Linked DNA regions of Homo sapiens: region 1 is linked to region 2. Evidence: chromatin contacts called from ENCODE Hi-C or POLR2A ChIA-PET data. All regions are on one chromosome and are shown on one strand. The core of a region is the stretch at or near the end of the contact, and the rest is flanking DNA. Distances in the headings are between cores, read along the strand shown.

Region 1 (3,085 bases), core at 7-2,506, 2.5 Mb after region 2:
CTTGATCTTGGACTTTGAGCCTCTAGAACTGCGGGACAATCCATGTCTGCTGTTTAGGCTGAGATAGAGCAAGTGTGAGCAGGGAGCCACCAAAGCCACCGGCAGGGGCACCCTGGGGGACAGTGTGACAGTGTCCTGCACCCCAGCCTGTGGGTTTGCAGGGGATAGGGACAGTGACCTCAGCCAGTCCCTCGAGCCCCTGCCTGCTTCTGCCCAGCTTCTCCCTCCACGGGAAAGCCCCCCCTCCCCCAGGGTCCCTCACCACTCTGCTTCCCGTGGCACTGGCCTCTGGCACGGCTGAGGGTCAGCTCTGTGAAAAGCGGGCCCAGCATACCACAAATGCCAGCCAATACTGCCCCATGTCCCTGGTGCCCTCCAGCCCAGGGCTCGGCACACAGTGGGCTTCAGGAGGTCCTGGTGAACCAGGTGCCACCTGTTACAGATTCCACGGGTCTCCAGGGACCTGGGGCCCTTTGGAGCAACACCCTGGGGAGCGAGAAGGGAATAAAGGCATCTGCCCTTCCTGGTTTGCAGGAAACAGCAATGTTACTGTGCATGCTTGGGTATTTGATTTTTCCTCGAATACCTATGTGATATGGATCAAATAGCAAGATTCTAGCAGAGGAAACAGTTAAGTGTTTCCAGGGGAGAAGCTCAAAGTCCCAGGACACGGTGTAGCCCCCTGGGACGGGCAGCAAGTCCAGGGTGGACACTGCTTGATTTCTCGAAGCCGTTCCTGCAGGGAGTGATCACCTGAGGCAGATTTGCAAGAATGTGGAGGGAGGTGTAAAGGGAGGACGCCCCAGCCAGGCCCCCAAGAGCGACTGCCACGGTACAGAAGGTTCAAATAAATCAGTCATTTTTGAGCTGCTTTTCTTCTTCTTTTCAATGAAGATCTTCCTCCCTTGGTTTGGGGGGTTTAAAAAAAAGAAATTGGTTTTTGGGAGGAGCGGTTAAGAATTCTGCCTGCTACCATTTCAAGCTGAGGTTTCTGATGCGCAAAGAGATGTTCAGAGAGATGAAAAGCTTCGTTCACACCAAGAACTGCCTGTGCCTGGTTTTGCTCTGTTGCCGAAACCGTTGTTATTTAGAAATCATGACTATGGTAATATGAAACCAGGGCACATCAACTGCTGGCCTCTTGTTTTCAGAAGGAACATCAACAACAACAACGGTTTTTTTCTCAGTTGTTAGTGTTTGTGCTTTGGTAAGAGAGGAGATTTTGGACCTGACACGTGTGAGGTCAGCCGAGTGCCCGGTCCAGCTCTCGACCTTGCTAATGACCAGACGCTTTGAGCAAAGAAAGCCCCCGGCATCACTGTAGGGCCACGGCCCTCAGCCCAAACTTCCCACTTTTGCTCAGCGATTTATTTTTAGCGGCTGTATTTTTCAAACCTTCTAGGTCTAGTTCCTGCTTTTATGTAACCACTTCTGCTAACTCCTTAATCGTTTTTTCCGATTTTGTGAGGTATAGCTTATCTCAAACGTGACAAAGTAACTTTAATCTGCCTCCAGGCCCTGAAGCAAAAGCTGCCACGCGCACCCACGCCAGGGTTTTATACTTTTTTATGGCTCCAGAAAACATGAGTAAGGAGAGAGCTTTACTGACGCGCATTTCAGAAAAGGGGATGGAAATCATGAAAACAAAACCCAAAAAAGTGGGTATAGAAACATCTGGGAATGATGGCATCAAACCAGGTGCCAGGCATCATCCTGGCACCTGGTTCGATGCCATCAATCCTAGATATTTGCAGCGGGAACTACCGGGGACCACAGCAGACGGCAGTGAATAAAGACAAATGAAATTAAAGACCCTCTTGGGTGTGCTGACTGCCTACCGCAGGGAGACTTCATTAACAGGGGGCAAGGGATACAAGACTGAAGAAAACACAAAATAGAACTTATTTTCAAACCACAGCAGTTTCAACAGTTACCCAAGCGGTGTACCGAAACCACACACAGGACTGACTTTAGCAAAAACAATATGAACCAAATGGTTTACCACAGTATGTGCTGTTAAAAAAAAAAAAAAAAAAAAAAAAAAAAACTTGGTGGCCGGCTCCACCCTGATAGAAATTTCTTTAATTCTCCTATTTCTCAAGCTTCTTCTCGAGGCTGCGCACGCCCCTAGCACCCGGGATCGGGGCTGTGATGGGGCTGGCTCTGCTGCACTAGCGTTCTTGGTCAGCAAAGTTTTTCAAGGTTCTGACTTTTCTATCTTGCTTTGCAGGAAGCCCTCCGCTTAAAAGCATCCTCAAGAGCTGGGTGCAAAGCAAAAAAAAAAAAAAAAAAACCCAAAAAACAACAAACAAACAAAAAATTGAATAGAAATATACAATTGCAAACCATAAAAACGGTGAATGCTATAAAAACCTTGGAAAGGAAACTCTCTTGGTTTAAATTTTTTGCTTAGGAGGAGCATAAAAGGTTCAGGTGAGGTATGGTCTCAATCAATCCGATTAATAAAAATATTAGTAATAAACATGAGAGTGAGAGAGAGAGAGAGTGTGTGTGTGTGTGTGTGTGTTTGATCCTGGCTAGGTTCTGTTTATACAGTTCAGTTCAGTGCTGTACTTGGAAAATGCAGTTCTGCAGATGAGAGATACATACAAAAACAAAAAGAAAACAAAAAAATACAAAACAAGGGTTTGTGGTCAGGGAAGCTGCCCACCTTCGCTATTATCCTATACAACACAGAACGATCACACAACTCTCACTCATCCTACACAACTGTGGACACACATACACAACCATCATTGATCCTACACAATGGGACACACACACACAAGCATCACTGATCCTACACAACAGTGGACGCACACATACAACCATCATTGATCCTACACAACAGGGGACACACATGCACAAGCATCATTGATCCTACACAACAGGAGATGGCTACACAACTGTCATTCATCCTGCACAATATGGACACTCACACAACTCCCATTCATCCTACACAACAGAGGATGCCCACACAATTGTCATTCATCCTGCAGAACACAGACACCCACACAACTGTCATTCACCCTACACAACAGGTGATCCCACACATCTCTCGTTCATCCTGCACAACATGCACACC
Region 2 (3,496 bases), core at 864-3,363:
GGCCAGGGGCAAAGTGTACACTTCTCTCCGTCCCATTTCCAAATGCTTCCCATTTATAGATAGAATAATTAAGGCTCAGAGATTCAGACTGGGGCTTAAGGTCATGGAATAAGTCTTAAAAAAAAAAAAAAAAAAAAGCCAGGCCTGACTGTGGCCTAAAACACATCCAACGTGGAAAACAGAGGTTACAGGAAGGAGTTTTCTCAAGATCGCCCAAGGTTCCTGGCGCCGTTATTCATGGAGGACAGAATCCCCCACCCAGCTTTCCAAGGTGAAGGGCAAACTCCAAAAAATGCTTTAAGAGGTATCAAAGCACCACCTAGATCGGGCGAGCGGGTCACCCCAGTGTACCCACCGGGCTAATTACCCTGGGATTGCAGATAGATGGGGGCCTGCCCCGCAGCTGCGGTCTGCATGGAACATCTGGCGTCCACTTGCATTGTTAGAGGGTGGGCACGACACGGGGGTCCCTCCTAAAGCATCCGCCTCTGCTGTCTTTCTCCAGCGAGCAAGGGTCGGCGGAGGCTCAGTGGCCAGGCCAGCACAGACAGGCCCGACCCTCTGGACACGCCCTGTCACGCATGTGCTCCGCGTGCCAGCCCCAGGCCAGGCCGGCACCTATTTTAGGGCCCCCTCTAGATCCACAGGCAAGGCCTGCCTGTTGGGGTCTTGAAGGAGCTCCCAGAGGACGTGCTGCAAGGGCAGAGGGCCATGGGTGCCTCACGGGATCAGAGAACAAAGCTAGCACCAGCCCCAGGGCCTGTGCCTTCCCAGGACATCGGCATGTGAACACATGTACCCAGGCTGGCCCGGGCAGGGCATGTGGGCGAGCGGACAGGGTGTGTCCAACATCACCTCGCCTCTAAGCCTGGGCACCTGTTGGGTACAGCCCTCCAGCTGGGGCAGGACTGCCAGAGGACACCCCTTATGCCAGGGGTCCCCCAGCCCCCAGCCTCACCCTCATAGACCAGGAGTCAGAGGCTGCCAGCTGGGGAAGGTTGGGAAGGGGGCAGGTGACAAGGAGCCAGCTGCACAGCCAAAACATTCAAGAAGCCACTGGGTCTGGGGCCTGGCTGGGCTGGGCTGGGCTGGGCTGGGCAGGAAGGTCAGTTAGGGCTAAGGGCTTTAGGGGCAGCCAAATCTAGTGCTAAAATCAGAAAACAGTCTGGGGCTAAGACAGAGGGGTCGGGGTTCAGTCTGGGCCCTTTTAACCTCCTCCTTCAGCCAAAAGGCACGGGGACCCCAAGCTGCACAGGGCTGGTCCCCAACCTGGCTTTCCTTCCTATGCAACCTTGAATGAGCGCTTTTCTCCGAAGGGAAAGGAGACATCCCCCCAGCTCCCACCAGCCCCTGCCCAACAAGAGACCTTCCCCCTACCCAGCGGGCGACACGTCAAGAACTTGGACCGGTATCCACCCCCGCCCCCACCCAAAGAACTCTGAGAGACCCCCCCAACCCATTCCTCCCGTCCAAAGGCCAGGTCGGGGGGCTAGGAGTGGGGTAGGCATATGCATATCCAAGCCCCTCAACCCAAGCCCCATGTCCGAGCCGGACACAAGCCCTCCCACCCTGACAACTCTCTGCCCACCTTGACCTGCCCAAGTCGCGCGGGGACCCGCCCTCCCCACCGCATTCCCATGCGTCCCCTGGGGGGTCGGGGTGGAGGGGCCACTGGGAAGGGAACAGAGGCCGGGCCGCCCTTCCCCCGCTCCGTAGGGGGCGCCCCGGGACTCCGCGGCCGCCGTCGCCACCGTCAGACGCACTGTCCCCGATCCCCGACCCACCCCGGGCGGCGGGGCGCTCAAGGCGCGCGGGGCGGCGCCCTCGCCTTCTCGCAACGCTCTTGGGGACCCGCCGGGCGCAGCCCCACTCCGCCCACGAGCCAGGCGCGGAAAAGTTGCCGGCGCCGCTGCCGCCGAGGCGCCGATCGCTCCCGGCCTCCCTCCTGGGTCCCTCCTGACTTCCACTTACCCGCGGGGGGAGGGGAGCCGGGCGCGCACTCCGGGCTCCGGCCGCCGCCCCGGGCCGGGCCGGCCGAGGCTCAGGCGGGCGGGCTGCGGGCCCGAGACCGGCCGGGGGCGGCCGCCGGCCGCGCTCCACCCCACTCACTGGCCGGCCAGCCGCGGGGCCGAATCGCTTTTAAAACCTTCCCGTCTCCTCCCCCCCTCCCCGGGCCGGGCAGGGGGCGGGCGCGGGGCGGGGCAGGCGTCGCCGTCATGTGCCCCCGAGCCGGCCCGCCCCCAGTTTCTCTGTCCTGTCCCCCAACTCTGTCCCGTCCCCCAACTCAAGGCCAACTTTCTCCCTCCTTGTCCCGAAATCAGCCTGGGCCCCATACCCAGCCCAACTTCCCCCTCTGGACCCTGAACTTGAGTCCCAGTCCCGAGTTTTAAGCCCAAGGCTCTGTCTGCGGGGGTAGGGTGGGAGCAAAGGGTCTAACCCCCTATCCCACCTCTGGAACCCCTGTTGGTCTAAGGCCTGCGCCTGCCCAGGGAGAGGCAACCCAGGAGGCCGTGAGCCCCTGGGAATAGAGATTGGTGAGGGGCGGTTTGGCGGGTGGGCTCGGTCCCAGACCCAGGGCACACTGGGCACTGCAGACCCCTCCCGGGGAGGGGGGCCTGGGTCTGGGTATTGCCCTGGGATGCCACCAAACAGGAACCCCCACTTGCTCCAGTTCCACAGCGCCTTCTCCAGCCTTAGGAAGTTCCTCCTCTTATCCTACCTAACCCTCTCCTGCTGCCATAGAAAAGACTTTCTGGTCCCAGGCCATGCAGCCCCTGGGTCTGGGTCCCCTCCCCCTAGGCTTCCCGGCACCCTCCCCCACCCGCTGGGACCTCTGGGAAACTCCCCGGGCTCCCGGAGTAGCTCTGGGAGCAAGGCCCTCCCTGGATCCCTCCCTCTTTCCCGGTGTGCCTGTCTTTCCCGCTCCATCCTCCAGCCTCCACCGGGAGGAACGCGGCTGCATTGTTCCTCAGGAGGAGGCCCTGCCTCGGGGCCTGGCCCAGTGCCCAGGTGGGTGGCCAGGAACAAAACTCTGAGATCGAGGGGCGGGGTGCCCTCTGCAACCATGCCAGTCTCCTTGGGCATGTCCCGCTGCCATCTGCCCTCTCCAGGACTCGACAAAGGCCGATGGACCCCTATCCACCACCCACGACCACCATCGTGTCACAGTGGGGGTCTGGAACCCGCAGGACCCTTCCCAGACCTGGGTGGGCATTGCTTTGGGGGATGATGTTTTCCACTCAGCCCCCAATATTTTTGAAGTGTCATCCTTGGGGCTAGGGATCCAATTCTTCATCCACGTCCTGGGTGGTAAGATAGCAGCCTCCCCTTTTGAGTAACTCTGGGGGTGGGGGCGCGGGGGTACCCAGCAGCAGGCCAGGCCCTCCAAGGGACTGGAGGGACTAGTTGGATGCTTCTGTGTCACCTTGCACCCCAGAATTCCTCCAGGGTCCCCCATTTCATCAGCTCAGCTGGCTCTCACCTTGCTACCTGGTGG

Evidence for each region. Hi-C counts contacts between places; a loop is a spot of excess contacts on that map. ChIA-PET counts read pairs that join two places held with the same protein, here RNA polymerase II (POLR2A). Pooled maps may share reads with other maps.
Region 1: a map of naive thymus-derived CD4-positive, alpha-beta T cell shows a loop between it and region 2 (17-fold over the local background). The contact joins the enhancer-like site here to the promoter of MIR23AHG in region 2. A Hi-C loop is called at or near these places in 1 of 168 maps with a recorded cell type or tissue (naive thymus-derived CD4-positive, alpha-beta T cell), 1 of 37 single-sample maps with no recorded cell type and 4 of 50 pooled maps. POLR2A ChIA-PET finds 5 or more read pairs at or near these places in 1 of 52 experiments (naive thymus-derived CD8-positive, alpha-beta T cell).

What each region holds. Positions count from the first base shown.
Region 1 is chr19:16,365,480-16,368,564 of GRCh38, forward strand. All of the region lies in intron 22 of EPS15L1 (epidermal growth factor receptor pathway substrate 15 like 1), which reads right to left. Among named protein-coding and RNA genes, the nearest start is that of KLF2, 42 kb to the left of the region's middle. RefSeq lists enhancers at 862-931, 1,082-1,311. Within about 2 kb of position 1,257, at least 14 of the 41 ENCODE cell types and tissues checked have a DNase peak (open chromatin) inside an H3K27ac peak, as active enhancers do.
Region 2 is chr19:13,840,805-13,844,300 of GRCh38, forward strand. MIR23AHG (miR-23a/27a/24-2 cluster host gene) reads right to left here and starts at 2,114. Exons shown (of 1, transcript NR_036515.2): 1 at 1-2,114. RefSeq lists a cis regulatory region at 1,012-2,520 and silencers at 1,026-1,085, 1,546-2,275.